Linked DNA regions of Homo sapiens: region 2 is linked to region 1. A link is a contact called in ENCODE Hi-C or POLR2A ChIA-PET data. All regions are on one chromosome and are shown on one strand. The core of a region is the stretch at or near the end of the contact, and the rest is flanking DNA. Distances in the headings are between cores, read along the strand shown.

What was found. Hi-C counts contacts between places; a loop is a spot of excess contacts on that map. ChIA-PET counts read pairs that join two places held with the same protein, here RNA polymerase II (POLR2A). Pooled maps may share reads with other maps.
Region 2: a loop to region 1 is called in a map of GM12878, with 2.1 times the contacts of the local background. The contact joins the promoter of NHSL1 here to the enhancer-like site in region 1. A Hi-C loop is called at or near these places in 3 of 168 maps with a recorded cell type or tissue (GM12878, cardiac septum and naive thymus-derived CD4-positive, alpha-beta T cell), 2 of 37 single-sample maps with no recorded cell type and 5 of 50 pooled maps. POLR2A ChIA-PET finds 5 or more read pairs at or near these places in 2 of 52 experiments (GM10248 and activated T-cell).

Annotation. Positions count from the first base shown.
Region 1 is chr6:138,306,865-138,310,855 of GRCh38, reverse strand. ARFGEF3 (ARFGEF family member 3) reads right to left here. Exons shown (of 34, transcript NM_020340.5): 23 at 3,459-3,603; 24 at 1,995-2,117. Among named protein-coding and RNA genes, the nearest start is that of SMIM28, 69 kb to the left of the region's middle. Within about 2 kb of position 2,320, at least 4 of the 41 ENCODE cell types and tissues checked have a DNase peak (open chromatin) inside an H3K27ac peak, as active enhancers do.
Region 2 is chr6:138,497,420-138,501,410 of GRCh38, reverse strand. It overlaps NHSL1 (NHS like 1), which reads left to right and starts at 1,917. Exons shown (of 8, transcript NM_001144060.2): 1 at 1,917-2,178. The coding sequence starts at 2,121.

The DNA.
Region 1 (3,991 bases), core at 1,071-3,570:
TAGGGACAGAGACTACTTAATTGCATTTAAATGATTTTTCTATTTTTTGTACATATCTAGAGATTTAACATGTCTGTAGAGCGGTATCTAGGTTTTTCTGTAAGAGTGTAACTGAATTATTATAATTTTTCTTCTCGAATCTATTTCTATACATTTAATCAAATCATTTCATGTACTGTAATTGTTTCTAATTGTCTACAATTGTAAGAGCTAGAACCCTCCCATGTGAGTAAACAGACCTAATTACTAGGCATTAGTTAAAATTCAGAAGCAAAGAGGCATGTTTCTCCTTAAAAAAAACAAAAAACATTTCTTAGGTTTTCGAGCAAGGGTTAGCAAATGTTTTTGGCAAAGGGCCAGAGAGTAAATACTTCAGGCTTTGCAGGTCATACTGTCTTTATTGCAACCGCTCAACTCTGCCTGGTAGTATGGAAGCAGCCATCGACAAATGAACATGGCTATGTTTTAATAAAACTGTATTTATAAAAACTGTGGGCCATAGCTTGCCAAATCCTGGTTTAGATGAACACATTTTATAATATAAAAACACAGACCAGGTCAAATTCATGTTGAAATAAGCAGGTGGGAATTAACAATAAATTCATTTCCTATCCACGATTACAGCAGGCGTCCCAAAATTTAGACTGTGGCCGCTGTGTATTTGAACGCATCCAAGTCTATGTGAATGGCACTCCCTGGAGCCAGGCAGGACACAGGCACCATGACTATACAAGGGGCTCTGCCTTTTCCACTGATCCCAGGCCCCAAACAAATAATTCCACTTTAGAATTCACAGAAGAAAACACAGGCTGTTTTCAATGTCCTCTATGTGATGGTTTATTTTAGATGTCAACTTGGCTGGATTAGGGGAGACCCAGATCACTGATAGAGCATGATTTCTGGGTGTGTCTGTGAGGTTGGTTCTGGAAGAGGCTGGCATTTGAATCAGACTGAGTAAGGGAGCTCCACCCTCACCCAGTGTAGGCAGACACCATCTAATCAGCCAAGGCCCAGGAGAACAAAAGGCAGAGAAAAGGAGAATTCTCTGTGTCTCTGTCTCTGGAGCTGGGATATCCTTCTCTTGTCTTAGAACTACAGGTTCTCGAGCCTCTGGCTTTGGATTAAGAGTTACACCATCAGTGCCCCTCATTCTGAGGCCTTTGAACTTGAACTGAGCCATGTTATCGGCTTCCTTGGTTTTCCAGCTTGCAGATGGTCTATCGTGGGACTTCTCAGCCTCCATAATTGTAGGAATGTTCTAAGATTTCCAACCTTAGATTAGTCAATATTATATTAAATAATTGCCCTTATGCAGAAACCTATTCTCAGTGTCATATGATTAGCAGCTTGAGTTTGATTTCCCAACTTTTTAGCAAAAGTTAAGAATTCCTCCTACCCCAGGCTTAATTAATTATAAAATATATTTTCTAAGTATAGAAGTCCCCCTTCTTGAAAGCCTCGTGTATTTCAGAAACTACCCAGATGATTTTATACTTAATTTAGAAACACCTTAACAAAATATATTCTCACTATACAACATGACCTGCAATAGGAGATTTTTATATAGCACAGGTTTATGTAGGGTGAAATGAAAGGGAAGGACACTTAGTTAAACCAAAAGGTTTAGAAGAAACTTAAAATTTTGAGAGTTTCCATAGAGTGTGATTAGACCTGGAGCCCGAGAACCTTTTACAAAGGGAAAATACAAGGTTGATATTATTCTTTGACAATAAAGTTAGTATAAAATAATAAATAAATAGATTAAAAATATGCTATAAGATATTCCATGAATACAATGAAAAGTATCAACCTTACACAAAATTCAAGCTTCTTTCACAGTAAGTTTTTGCTTTTGAGTACACAACACCACCATCTGCTTGTACCCCAGGATGCGTGCTTGTTCCAGACAGTCAGTAGGCCCTGTCTCCAGCCACAGAGCCACCCTGGAAAGGGTCCTCAGCAGTTACAAGGCATGAGAGAAGGGTTCTGCTTACCCAGTCCTTTGACAAACTTCATAAGGCACATGATGTAGCTAGTGGCTGCATTAGCAAAGACCTGGATGTTGTCAGTATTGAGAAAAGCTTCAAATACATCAAACACTGGAGCTTGGCCTTTTCCTAAGGGAGGAAGATTATAGAATTGTAAGAAAGTAAGTTTCTGCCCTCGGGTTTGCCAGGGTTGCCCATATTCCCAGCACGTTCCACTGAGACAGATCTTGAGAAAGATCTACTGGGGAGATGCCTGGGTTTTTTATTGGGCCATTGGCTTGGCTCCAGCATGGTGCTCAGCTCTGCCGGCAGGGGAGCAGCTCGGCAGAGAGATGAGGGCTGAGCTGGCCGAGTGCAGAGCTGAGGCAATGTGCTGGTCTATAGAGCAGGGAACCATGTGGCCTCTGGAATGCTCCTGCACAGGTATTTGTAGATTATCTACAGGGCACAGCAGGGCAGGTTTAGATAGACCTTTGGTGGCATATATGAGTTTCTTTATATCTATGCAGAAAAAGAGCACAGAAGGCCTGAGACCACTTTTCTTTTAGAAAGCTTGCTTGCAAAATTGGCCTTTGGCGGGTGTCTGGGAACTCAGCTCTCAGAGTACTCCCAGGCCACAGTTAACTGATAAGAGTAGTTCACCGTGCCTAGACTGTTCATACAAACCATACGGTTTATGGTGAACACCTGCTTTCCTGTTGGGAGTCTGGGATTTTGGTAATGTGCTAGGCAAAGGGTATGTAAGTGGCCAGTCCCCAGCTAGATCTCTAATGGGCTTCAACAGGCAGAAACATTGCAAACATGTTGCTGTGTTTTCACTGCTGGGGGAAGAATGTCTTCTGTGTGATCCCTCCTGGGAGGGCGAGAGCACAGGGAAGCTGGTGCATAGATTCTTCCAGACTCTGTCTGTGTCATAACCTGTTGTGTCCTTCCTACGTTGCTAAAACTTAGTCACGAGCTGTGTAATAAATCTCAACATAACTATATGCTGGGTCCCATGAGTCTTTCTGGTGGGTTTCTGAGTTTAGGGGTGGTCTTGGGAACCTCTGAGACAACACCCCTGGGCCCTGGGCATGCTTTATGGGTACCCATCCATTTCCAGCAGACCGAATCTCCCTAATTCTGGTTACTCTGTGTTATGATACTTTTCTGCTTCTTACTAGCAAATGGATAACATTTTTCTTTTTGGCTTTAGACGTGAACTCAACACAGCAATGTGTAAGTGAAACAACAGAAGTCTCTCAGCCTTATTGTCCAATTGTCAGCAAGAACAGGGCCTGACAATGCTCAGGGCTCTCAGCCTGCTGGCAGAACTCAGGACTCATGTTCCTGCTACACCACATTCTTTCCTGCTGATAAAACATGGCTGACAATCTGTCTTCCCTATTGTTCAATTTTTTTTTTTTAATAGCATGAAACTTGGCACAGAGAATTAATGCTGAATAGCAAGAATCATCCAAACATTCTTACCCATGGAGTAGTCACCAACCAGGTACTCCTTCATCTCTGACTTGTTCCCGCCATGCACTGTTTCCAGGGCACTGAACAAGGGTCTCCATCCCGACTGGATCTGCGTGGAACACACTTCAACCAGCTCACCAATGGATGTGACAACCTGGTAGAGGCAAAGCAAGTGGCACTTAAAGCCCTCTCCTTAAAAGGAGCAGAATTTCTGGGAAGGGTGATGTATTTCTCTGTCCCCTATTTTGGAGTTAATTTTAGTGAAAAGGAAAAACCAGAATAGACAAACTCACTCAAAAATCTTCTGAATAATCAGCCGTATTGTATTAATTTGCATTTCACTAATGACTAATGCTGCAAAGCAACTTTTCACATCTTATTAGCCAAATATTTTGTTGTTTTTAAAAATTGGGTTCATGTCTTCTTGTTATTTTCTTTTTTTTTTTTTTTTTTAGAGTTCCTTATATATTCCCAAGATATAATTTGCAAATATTTTTCCACAGCTTTGGACTTTTTAAAAGTTTTACTTTTTAATGGTGTCT
Region 2 (3,991 bases), core at 668-3,167, 190 kb before region 1:
TTATTTTGTCTGTTGCACTCAACTCCTTCTAATATACCACAAAATTGTAGTTCAGTGTCAAATAATTTAAGCTCCATGAGGGCAGGGATCTCACCTATTTTGTCCAATGATGTATCCCAATGAAATGAAAGAGTAGCAGTTAGCATCGGTGCCTGGTATTTATCTTTCTGATGAACGAATCTATATTCAGATGCCATTGTTGAGCACATGGAAAGCTACATGCTATGGAGGGTTGAGCATAATCAGAGTTTCTTGAAAGAACAATTTCTGTTTTCACTGGACATTTGCATGGTGACACTTAACCTCAAACACTTGTGGATTGTGCATATGAGTGTTTTTGCCCACAACTCTCCTTGTGTCTAATGCAATGAGCAGAGCGAGGTCACTCTTGCAGATAAATTTGTTTTCCAAAGGGGAACTTTGCCCGCTAATTTAAGGCAGCCACATAATCTGACTTACAGGCTCAGTCGTTTCTCATTTGCCATCTGGCAATTTAATTACTTTAAAATAAAGCTATATATAAAATGAAATAACACAAATTGGAAATCTGTGATAATATGTATGATAAGATGGTAACGTTTCTATGTGTTCTTTTGTTTTGTTGTTGTTGAAAAAATAAAGGGCATAAAAAGACCTGAGAAGGAATCATTTCAAAGCTTTCCCCTATGTGTTCTTTTGTTTTGTTGTTGTTGAAAAAATAAAGGGCATAAAAAGACCTGAGAAGGAATCATTTCAAAGCTTTCCCTAGACAGAGCCCCTTATATAAATTTTATTCTTTGACTAAGAGCCTTTGTTATAAACTAAATGTTTTGAATTAGTGGATTATTACATTTTTCCATTGAGTTATAAGTCTGGCCCAAAGCTATGAAATAAGAGGTTGTCTAAATTGTTTCAAAAGTGTTTGGCCATGAAGTGGAACTGGGCTGAGATGTGAGGAAGATTCTTTTCCTTTTTCCGTTGTCATAGTATTTCCGGATCTATATTCTCCTCTTTTTTCCTATCCCTTTACCCCTGGAATATGTTTTTTCAGTGCCTTCTTATACTCTGTTTCTGATTTCTCTGTCTCTACTTGTGCTTCCCTAGTTCTCTGTGGTTAATTGCCAATGGGCAAAAGAACCAGCACTCTGGATGGTAGATTCAAGTTAAAGAGTAACTCAGATAATGTTTGTTTGAGACAACATTGAGGGAAGGGCGATTATGGAATTCTGAAAACCAGGAGCCTAAGTGACAATTACATATAAAATAAAGATTAAAATGATTAGGGTACTTTATCTAATTTATCATTTGGAGTGGGGAAGTTGTATTTTTTTTGGTGGATTTTTTTTTTTCTTGATTGTTGTGGCAGCTAGATGCAAATAAGATCATGCTTTGGAACACACAATGCTGATTCTCAATCACTGGCAAAGAAGGGTGAGAAGACAGAGCATCCTAATTTGCACAAAAATGCAACCAAGTCATCATTTGCAGCTCCTTGGAGATTCTATTCTAAAGTTTTACTGCTTGTACAAGTTCCTTTGGTATCGGAGGCAGAGCCTGGGGCGTGGTTGGGAAACAATAGTTTGGTTTTTTTCCCCCCTAAATCAGTTCAAATCCCATATACCCTGAATTAACTGGAATTGCTGTCAGACTTGGCAGCTCCTGTAAAAGATCTGGGTGTTCATAGGGGCCTAATGAAATGGGGAACACATTTGTTTCATCTTGACTTCCGTAGAGGAAAGTCTGCACTATTTTTGTGGGCTCAGAGAGGAGGAACTTCTGATCTGTTGGAGAGAAAACTGAATGAATGGGCACTGAGGCAGAAAGCCTGATGTGGCTGTCATGCAAATAAGAACCGTGATTGGCTTTCTCTTTCTTTCAGCGCACGATGTCACTGGCTGCTCTCAGCCTTAAAGATTAGGTTTCAGTAGGAGTTTTTCAGGTTCAAGGACTGTTAATGGTTTGTAACTGCCTGACAATAAACTCAACCTCAGTTACATCAGCCTGGGCAGATGTCTAAGGATATGAGACCGGGGGAAGAAAAAGTTAGAATCTGTAGCAGAAGGACGAAGCTTGCCACCTGCCTACTGGGCTGAGCTTTTAATGTGATTTACATTTCTAAGCTCTATGTAGGTGCCCTGGAAATGGTGGTCTTCATTAATGCAAAGATTAAGTCTTTAATTAAACTTTTTAAGAAGAAAAGTAAGTAGTTCCTTTTCTCTCTACTACCTATTGTGTGCATATGTTTCCATATGTGTATATGTCCCTGTGTGTCTGTGTGTGTGTGTGTGTGTGTGTGTCCATGTGTGTGTTTTAGGTCCTTCGTTCTTTTGTGTGAAGAAATTAGAGTGTGAAACAGCGTAATAGGCATGAGTTAAACTCTACTCTATACCAGGTTGTTTAAATACCTCAGACTTTTGTAACTCTAGGACAGTATTATGTGATCTTAGCATGTCTTATTTATTTATGATTGGGGTTTTAAGTGAATTCACTTCTTCTGTGCTTTTCAAAAGAAGTCCTTTGAAGAGGGGGGAAATTCTTGTACTTAATTTATGTTTCCCTTGATATCAAGTGTATGATTTTTTGATTCTTTGGATAAATATGCAGCTGAGGTAAGGGAGCCTCTGTGTAATGTATCACATATTTCTGGTGGAGATAATCCCCTGAAACTCCCTGGCACTCTTTGTTGTGTATTTAAGAGCTCGAGCACAAACTGTCTAGACTGATCAGTGATTGTTGTAAGGTACAGAACTTTTGTGATGTGGCTTTATTGTGTACTTACCATTGACTTACATTTCTTTAATGTAGGTGCTTCTTCATTCTCTTGAAAATAATAATTTTTATAACTACTTGGCTTTGTTTTTACATAGTCGGTGGTTTATTTTATTTTAGTTTAGTTTAGTGTTTGGACCAGTGACTTATACTGGATAAATGAACATGGGTAGGGGCATTGGTAAGAGGAGCTTTGGAGAAAGCTACAAAGAGCAGCACGGTGGGCTGATTTTCTGCAGCTCCTTGCTAAAGGCTGCCTTTGGATGAACAGATTAAAAGTGGCCCTGGCGAGAGTGAGGAACACGAGGGGAAGAGACTTTTTCATAGGAGCCAGTTGGTAGCTGTGCAGTGGGGCCGATGGTGCGATTGATGGTGCAGACACGAATGCCATTACTTGGATTTGATTTGAAATTGTCGAATAGGAAAAGTTTCCATTTTCAATAGTTTCTAACTCTGAAGTATGGTAACTCAGTCTTTAAAATAAATGGACATCAGCACAAAACACTGTGATGAACTCTGGCTACACTTTGGGGGGACATATGGTGAGTTTGGCCCAATGCTAGATTCTTCTGAAACACAAATGAGGGTTAAGTCAGGTCTTTGTGGATTTTGTGTATTAAGATTGATAGTTGTATGCACCATGCAAAACATTTGCTCAACAAGAGTTTACATGAAATACTAGGTGCCAAATTCACATACTGCTTTTGTCAAATACTAAGCAGAAAGCACAATGGACATTTCTGTTTTTAACTTGATATCTAGTTCTCAATGTTTATTTTCTCATTTAGCAACTTACGGAGAAGGTGGGGTCCTTTTGAAAATGAGTTATCCTGTTCAGATTCATAAGATTGTAAAATTTAGTAGCTGCAGAAAAGATGGTATGTGAGATGAGCGCTAGCATGTGGCCCAGGTTTACAAGAGACAGTGACAGTTCAAAGTTTGGGGCCTCGTTAGAATAATTTTTACTGTTCCTGCCACAACCATGTTTTACCTGAGTTATTTCTTGAGCTAAGTACTTTATGTATATTGGTTCATTTGATCTTTAGAGTAGCCCTAATAACTGTGCTATAGAGTATGTTTAGTGAATTTTAGATGTGCTCAAATGGATTTAATAGTTTATGCGTGTGTTCTCATGTTACTTTGAGAATTCATTTTATGGTCTAGTTTCCAGGTACATGTTATGTTGGGGACATGGATACGCCCAGTGTGAACTCTATAGCATAGATCAGAGTCAGGAAGACTT